Linked DNA regions of Homo sapiens: regions 1 and 2 are each linked to region 3. Evidence: read pairs that join two places in POLR2A ChIA-PET (ENCODE). Cell type or tissue: GM12878. All regions are shown on one strand.

Region 1 (2,500 bases), 490 kb before region 3:
CTGGCCACATGTGGCTATTGAGCATTTGAAATGTGGCCAGTCTCAATTGAGATGTACTTAAGTATAAAATACACACTGGATTATTATATTTTTGAGACGAAAGTCTCTGCACCCAGGCTGGAGTGCAGTAGCACGATCTTCGCTCACTGCAACCTCTGCCTCCCGGGTTCAAGCGATTCTCCTGCTTCAGCCTCCAGAGTAGCTGGGACTACAGGCACATGCCACTGCGTCCCGCCAATTTTTGTATTTTTAGTAGAGAAAGGGTTTCACCATGTTGGCCAAGCTGGTCTTGAACTCCTGACCTCAGGTGATCCCCCCAACCTCAACCTCCCAAAGCGCTGGTATTACAACAGGCGTGACCCACCGCGCCCAGCCAGTTATTTCCTAAATTAAATTAGCACGAATTGTTGCTGGAAATTGAGGTGCAAGCCACATCATAAATAACGGATCAACGTGAGTCCAAGCTTCGGATTCACAAATTGTAGAAACTCCATGACCCTCTGTGGAGACTCACAGAGCTACAAACAAGTTAACTCTCCTTTCAGTTCTCTCAACAGTGAAAGCTATCCAGGACCCTTCCAGAGTGAAGCACAGTACAGGCCAACAAATAAATGTCTCCTAAAGCCCAGGAAAAGGGAAACACTCTCTCCCAAGGCTCAATACGGGGGGAGGTCAGTACTCAGAGAACCCACCCCTTAACCCCTTGCTAGGTCCTATGAGACGTAGCTATTATCATATGGTGAGAACTTTGCATCTCAATGGGTTTCTAACTTCCCCTTACATTGTGAACTACAGCAAGCATGCAAGACTATCAAAACAGACGTAACGCTGGCTGGCGCAGTGGCACACCTTTAATCCCAATGTGTCCAGAATTGGTGGGTTTTTGGTCTCACTAACTTCAAGAACGAAGCCGCAGACTCTCGTGGTGAATCTCAGGGTTCTTAAAGGCGGCGTATCCAGAGCTTGTTCCTTCTGACCTTCAGATGCATTCGGAGTTTCTTCCTTCTGGTGGGTTCGTGGTCTTGCTGGCTCAGGAATGAAACTACAGACCTTCACGGTGAGCATTACAACTCTTTAAAGCAGCACATCTGGAGTTGTTCCTTCTTCCCAGTTGGTTTCCGGCCTCACTGGCTTCAAGAGCGAAACTACACACTTTCAGGGTGAGTGTTACAGCTCATAGGCCAGACCCACGCACGGAGCAGTAGCAGCAGCAATAGCAAGTTACTGCAAACAGCAAAAGAAAAAAAGCCACCTCGGTATCAAAGAAAACACCCCACCTGCCTGCCGCAGCAGGAGCGGGCAGCCTGCTTTTATGCTCTTATCTGGCCCCACCCACATCCTGCTGATTGGTCCATTTTACAGAGAGCCGATTGGTCTGTTTTACAGAGAGCTGATTGGTCCGTTTTGACAGGGTGCTGATTGGTGTGTTTACAATCCCTGAGCTAGACACAAAAGTTTTCGTCCCCACTATATTAGCTAGATACAGAGTGTCCATTGGTGTATTTACAAACCCTGAGCTAGACACAGAGTGCTGATTGGTGCATTTACAAACCTTGAGCTAGATACAGAGTGCTGATTGGTGTATTTACAATCCCTTAGCTAGACATAAAGATTCTCCAAGTCCCCACCACACTCCGGAACCCAGCTGGCTTCGTCCAGTGGATCCTCCACTGGGGCCGCAGGTGGAGCTGCCTGCCAGTCCTGAGCCGTGTGCCGGCACTCCTCAGCCCTTGGGCGGTCCATGGGACTGGGCGCGGTGGAACAGGGGGCGGCACTTGTCCGTGGAGGCTCCGGCCGCGCAGAAGCCCATGGCGGGTGGGCAGGGTAGGCTCAGGCATTGCAGGCTGCAGGTCCCGAGCCCTGCCCTGCAGGGAGGCAGCTAAGGCCCGGCAAGAAATCCAGCACAGCGCCGGTGGGCCGGCACTGCTGGGGGACCTGGCGCATCCTCCGCAGCTGCTGGCCCAGGTGCTAAGCCCCTTACTGTCTGGGGTCGGCGGAGCCGGCCGGCCGGCCGCTCGGACTGCGGGCCGCCAAGGCCACGCCCACCCGGAACTCTAGCTGGCCCGCAAGCCCCGTGCGCAGCCCCGGTTCCTGCGGTGTCTCTCCCTCCACACCTCCCCGCAGGCTGAGGGAGCCGGCTCCGGCCTCGGCCATCCCAGGAAGGGGCTCCCACAGTGCAGCGGCGGGCTGAAGGGCTCCTCAAGCGCGGCCAGAGTGGGCGCTGAGGCCAAGGAGGCACCGAGAGCGAGCGAGGGCTACGAGGGCTGCCAGCGCGCTGTCACCTCTCACCAACACTTTCAGAGGCAGGGGTGGGAGAATCCCCTGAGCCCACGAATTCGAGACCAGCATGGGCAACATGTCTGTCAACATAGGGAGACCCCCATCTCTACAAAAAATTAAAAAATAAAATTAGCCCAATGTGGTGGCTTGCAGACTATAGTCCCAGATACTCGGGTGACTGAGGCAGGAGGTGCTTAATCCCAGCAGTTTGAGGCTGCAG
Region 2 (2,500 bases), 130 kb after region 3:
TGAAGGGAGAAATTCTTCAAACAATAATGTAGGCATGACCTTCCTCAGCATTTTTCCTTGGAAGTTGTCCCCAAAGTCAAGGGACCAAGGGGTACAGAGCCCTGAGTGAGTGGACCTTGAAGTGGGAGCCATCCTCTGCAGGAGGGTAGGGCCCAGCAGCATCACCCAGGATCAGGGGTCAGGGCAGCTTACTCTGCTCACAGTGTTGCCCGGTGAAGCCTGTGCGGCAGGTGCACTTGCCACTGATGTGGTCACAGCTGGCGCCATTCTGACACTGGCATACGCGCCCACAGTCCTTCCCAAAAAATGCTGCTGGGCAGCCTAGAGAAACAGGATTTCCAGTCACGAGAGTTGCTGCTGGGTGGGGACAAGGGGGACAGCAGGAACCAGACCTGTCTTCTGTCTCTTTTTTTGCTGAGCATGGGATGAAGACTAGTGAGACCCTGCACCAGAGTTGTCTCCCTGCTCAGGATCTTCATGCTGAAGTGGTAGGGGCAAGGTGATCGTTGCCTTTCCAAGACAGAGGGGCCTTGGAACCACAGGTCAGGCTAGGGTCTACTTCCTGTGTGGACACAGGCTGCTCCTCCCCACTCTGGGCCCCACTGTCCAAGGAAGGTCTGGTCTTGGTGATTGCTGGAGTACCTTGCAGCCCTGACCTTCCAGGACTTTGGGCTTGTCAATCCCCTGAATCCAGTCAGGTCTGGAGCTGCCCCTGCAGAGCTCCTCAGTTCTCGTGGGGCAGGAGTCAGGTACCACCAGTCCTGGGGCTGCCTGCATTCCTCCCTCCCTGCTGGTCTGGACAATGCCCACAGTGGCCAGTAGGCCGCAGCATGGTATTCTAAGTGGCTGGGAGGCCAGGAGGTGGGGCTTACGCTGTGTGCAGAAGAGTCCAGTCCAGCCAGGGGTGCAGTGGCAGGCCCCGTCCTCGGCGCTGCAGCTCGCCCCGTTGTGGCAGCTGCATGCGTGGAAGCAGGCGGGGCCCCAGAACCCGGGTGGGCAAGCTGGGATGTCGGTGAAATGCAGAGGGTGAGGGGAAGGCAGAGAGGGGCAGACGGAGAGGGAGAAGAAGGGGGAGTACATGTCAGAGCCAAGATGCCAAGATGGACCTGGCTGACATTTCCTGGCTTTCAGGGGCTTCATGCACTGTTCCCAGAATTCCTGCACTTACTTCTTGGCTTAGTTACCCAGGATTCCCATTAAGCCCAGATTCTCTGCCCACTCTCCAAGTCTTTGATGACTGACTCAGCAGGACTCTGAGGGCCCCCGAGCCTCCCCTCTCAGGGGACTGATTTGGAGCATGCGGGTAAACACTGTGGTTTACCGTGTATGTACTGTGTGTGTTTCCCCATGAGAATGGGGACTTTCCTAGGGCAGGAGCTCTCTTCTCTCAGTTGGTGAGCTCCTGATGATGGAGCCTGTCTCCTCATCAGAATGGAAATTCCCTCAGCCATCTAACTAGGACCTCCCCAAGGGTACTGGCTAGGTCTCACCCATCAGACAAGGAGCTCCACAGGGTCTCTGTCCTTAGTTTGGGGGCTTCTGGAAAGGGGCTGTTCCCTTCACATCAGATTGGTGCACTTTACATGAACAGCCTCAAGGACATCATTCACATGGGCCACCCAGAGGGCACTGCACCCTCCTGAGGTGGCTGCCCGGGCCTCATCTCACTTCCCTACTCCCAAACTCGAGCATGCTGTTGCACCACCTCTTCCCCATCCAAACTCGGGCTGCTCCTTGTGCAGGTGCTAATGGAGTGTTAAGTCTCAGAATTCATAGCATTAATGGTACTATCAACAATATCAGTACCTTTGATACCAGCAGTTAATACCAATGATCAATCCTAATAATCCATCATGTTAGCTATAGAGCTAAATGGGGCTCATTCCTACATGCAGAAGGAGATTTCATCCCTGGAAGTGGAGGCACCAGGACAGAGAGGTTTTGGGCAACAAAGGGAGAATTTTTGGGCCTGACCCCAGGTAGGGGCATTCCCAGGTGGCAGCAGCTTACCCTGTGAGCAGTCCTTGCCAATCCATCCAGGAAAGCACTGGCAGGAGCCATCGATAGGGCTGCAGGTCCCGTTGTTGGCACAGGAGCAGAGCTGGGCACAGTCCTGCCCAAAGTATCCTCCAGCACACACTGTGGGCACAGGGCAGCCTGGCACCCATCCTCCCACCTGTGTTCCTCTGACCTCCACCCACAGCCTCATCCCTAGAAGTTCCCAAGCCACAGCCATGATCACCCAGGGGTCATGGATCTGGATGGAGACCACGCCCGCCTTGGTACCCTTGTCACCCTTCTCCATTTGCACATAAATGAGTTGCCCCTCTCATGCCTACAGCTGCATTCTTCAGAAGGCTCTATTATGATTGCCTTTAAGAACAGCCTGAGGCCCATGGAGGTAGAATCACCTGACTTAGGTCTCACAGATGAGAAGTGGGAGGCTGAGCACTGTACTTCTGGACTCACAGTCCAGTGCTCCCTGTACTGTTCCACAGCC
Region 3 (2,500 bases):
TTAAGTAGCAGAGTCAAGATTCACACCAAGGGAGTATGATTTGAAATGTACTACAATGTGCATGTTCTACAAAAGCACCCAAAGCAATGCCATGTCATTGCTCATATATATAGTTTATTAAAAGATAAACTAGAAGGATACAAATCAAATTCATTACAACAATTTCCTCTGGGAGGGGAGATGAAGGTGAGGAGGATAAAACTGGGGAGAACAAAAGGGACTTTAACATGATCTGTAATATTCAAGAAAAGTATAAAGTTCTACATTGCTCTTTTAGAATTCAATGTGATAACTATGATATAAATAGTTATTTTAAATTAAATATATATCTGAAGCAAAAATGAAATATGTTAACATTTTATATGTGGGTATGTGGGTGTATACATTTTTGCTATTTATTTTTAAAACTTTTCAAAAATAAAAATCTCTCATCTACAAAACAATATTACAATAAAATTAAGAAATTTAATAAAGTTCTGATCTTCATATTTCAGCTTTCATTTGAAAACAAAAACAGCTAAACTGTGTGAACTTATGTATGTATATACACTTTAACATACATATGGAAAACACATTTTTACACAGATCAAGAGAGACAGGTTTTAACAAAGTATATCAGAAACAGTATCTCTCTTACTATACATTTTAATGACTCACTATTCTCAGTGAAAATAAAGTATAACACTAGCAGGAAAATTCCCTTGATATCTTTCTACCTCTTTCTTTTTTGTCTCTTCTCTCTCTTGCTTTCTACTTGTGATTTTTAACAGAAGGAAGCACAAAGTAGGAACTAAGAAAGTGTCACACATTTTAAAAATAATAACGGCCATAGATGAATATATACCCAGCCCTTCTAAATATAGCATTCCCGAACCTACAATCAAGTAATGTTTCAAAAATTTATTTGTAAATTTTTTGTCTAGAACTCACAGCATACCTTCCCATGAAGAAAGTTACAAAAGGATATGAGCACCAGGAAAAAGATACTGCCTAAGGTGCCAGGCTACTGGCAGAGAAACAGGAAAAGCAGAGTACACAATATGTACTGATGGTCCAGAAAGCAAAAAAAGCATTGTGACCCAGGGTCTGAGGGCAGAAATCACTATTCATTTATTTACCTTTGTAATCTCAGTAACTAGCAAATTATCTGGCATCTCATAATCAAAGACCATTGCCTACTGACTGATGAAGTAATGGGGAAATGACTAAGCAGAGGAATCCATCAATACGTGGCACTGTCAACACAGAACAGCTTTGGTGGAGGAAAGAAAAAGCTTGGAGAGAAGCAATGTTTAATGACACAAAAATCCACATATGTAAAACTATTACAAGGTTAGTGCTGGTTATTTATTTATTTATTTTTTTTTTTTTGAGACAGAGTCTCGTTCTGCCACCCAGGCTGGGGTGCAGTGGCGCTATCTCTGCTCACTGCAAGCTCCGCCTCCCAGGTTCACGCCATTCTCCTGCCTCAGCCTCCCGAGTAGCTGGGACTACAGGCGCCTGCCACCACGCCCGGCTAATTTTTTGTATTTTAGTAGAGACAGGGTTTCACCGTGTTAGCCAGGATGGTCTCGATCTCCTGACCTTGCGATCCGCCCACCTCGGCCTCCCAAAGTGCTGGGATTACAGGCGTGAGCCACTGCGCCTGGCCAGCGCTGGTTAAGAGAACACCTTCATCTAAATTACAAGCTGTGTCTATTATTGTGTAATGCAAATAAGCATGATATTTTGGGTTAGTTTTGCTAACAATGAATCTTAAGATAGTTTTCCTACTGTAGCAATAGTTATTTGGGATTTTCAGTATTTTCTCCTATGACCCTTGAAAATATTTCAATGTCTTCTTTGTAATTATAAGAGTAATAACCGGCCAGGTGCAGTAATCACAGCACTTTGGGAGGCCAACGCGGGCAGACTACTTGGGCTCACGAGTTCAAGACCAGGCTGGGCAACATGGCAAAACCCCATCTAAAAAAATACAAACATTAGCCAAGCACAGTGGTGCACACCTGTAGTCCCAGCTACTTAAGAGGCCAAGGTGGGAGGATGGCTTGAGCCCAGGAGGTGGAGGTTGCAGTGAGCTAAGATCACGCCACTGCACCCCAGCCTGGGTGACAGAGCCAGGACTTGTCTTAAAAAAAAAAAAAAAAAAAAAAAGTAATAATTATTCAGAATAGAGAAAAGCACAAAAACTAAAATAAAAATTACCCATAATCCGATCACCCAGGGATAACATCTCTTACTATTTTATATGTCTCCTGCAAATCTTTTTGCCATTTACATGTATATGTTTCTTTATATTCTAATTTTTCTCTTAATATTATATTATACTTATGTCAGTACATTTTTAAAATGATTTTTAGAAGTTGTATCCACCATATAGATTATCATTAATTTCACCATTCCCATACTATAATGCATTTGACTATTAAAATTGTTCCACTCTTATAAAATGCTAAGTTTTAAAAAAAACTTTTGTTTTTTGAGACAGGGTCTTACTCTG

Evidence for each region. Peaks named below come from ENCODE experiments on the same cell type or tissue, not always from the same donor. Only the 100,000 strongest peaks of a DNase experiment are listed, where the experiment ranks them.
Region 1: POLR2A ChIA-PET joins it to region 3 with 5 read pairs; 6 of 35 experiments call an interaction of 5 or more read pairs at or near these places.
Region 2: POLR2A ChIA-PET joins it to region 3 with 5 read pairs; 4 of 35 experiments call an interaction of 5 or more read pairs at or near these places.

Annotation. Positions count from the first base shown.
Region 1 is chr15:65,299,350-65,301,849 of GRCh38, forward strand. No RefSeq gene overlaps it. Among named protein-coding and RNA genes, the nearest start is that of RNU5B-1, 4.1 kb to the right of the region's middle. RefSeq lists an enhancer at 1,842-2,357. In GM12878, no CTCF peak of the experiment used is centred here; a DNase peak (open chromatin) is centred at 1,152; H3K4me3 peaks cover 688 bases; H3K27ac peaks cover 799 bases.
Region 2 is chr15:65,915,956-65,918,455 of GRCh38, forward strand. MEGF11 (multiple EGF like domains 11) reads right to left here. Exons shown (of 26, transcript NM_001385028.1): 16 at 2,011-2,139; 17 at 873-1,001; 18 at 193-321. Among named protein-coding and RNA genes, the nearest start is that of RAB11A, 48 kb to the left of the region's middle. In GM12878, a CTCF peak has its summit at 829; DNase peaks (open chromatin) are centred at 856 and 1,366; H3K4me3 peaks cover 279 bases; H3K27ac peaks cover 2,398 bases.
Region 3 is chr15:65,786,724-65,789,223 of GRCh38, forward strand. The region is part of intron 1 of DENND4A (DENN domain containing 4A); the gene reads right to left. Among named protein-coding and RNA genes, the nearest start is that of DENND4A, 4.3 kb to the right of the region's middle. In GM12878, no CTCF peak of the experiment used is centred here; a DNase peak (open chromatin) is centred at 1,192; H3K4me3 peaks cover 1,645 bases; H3K27ac peaks cover 1,203 bases.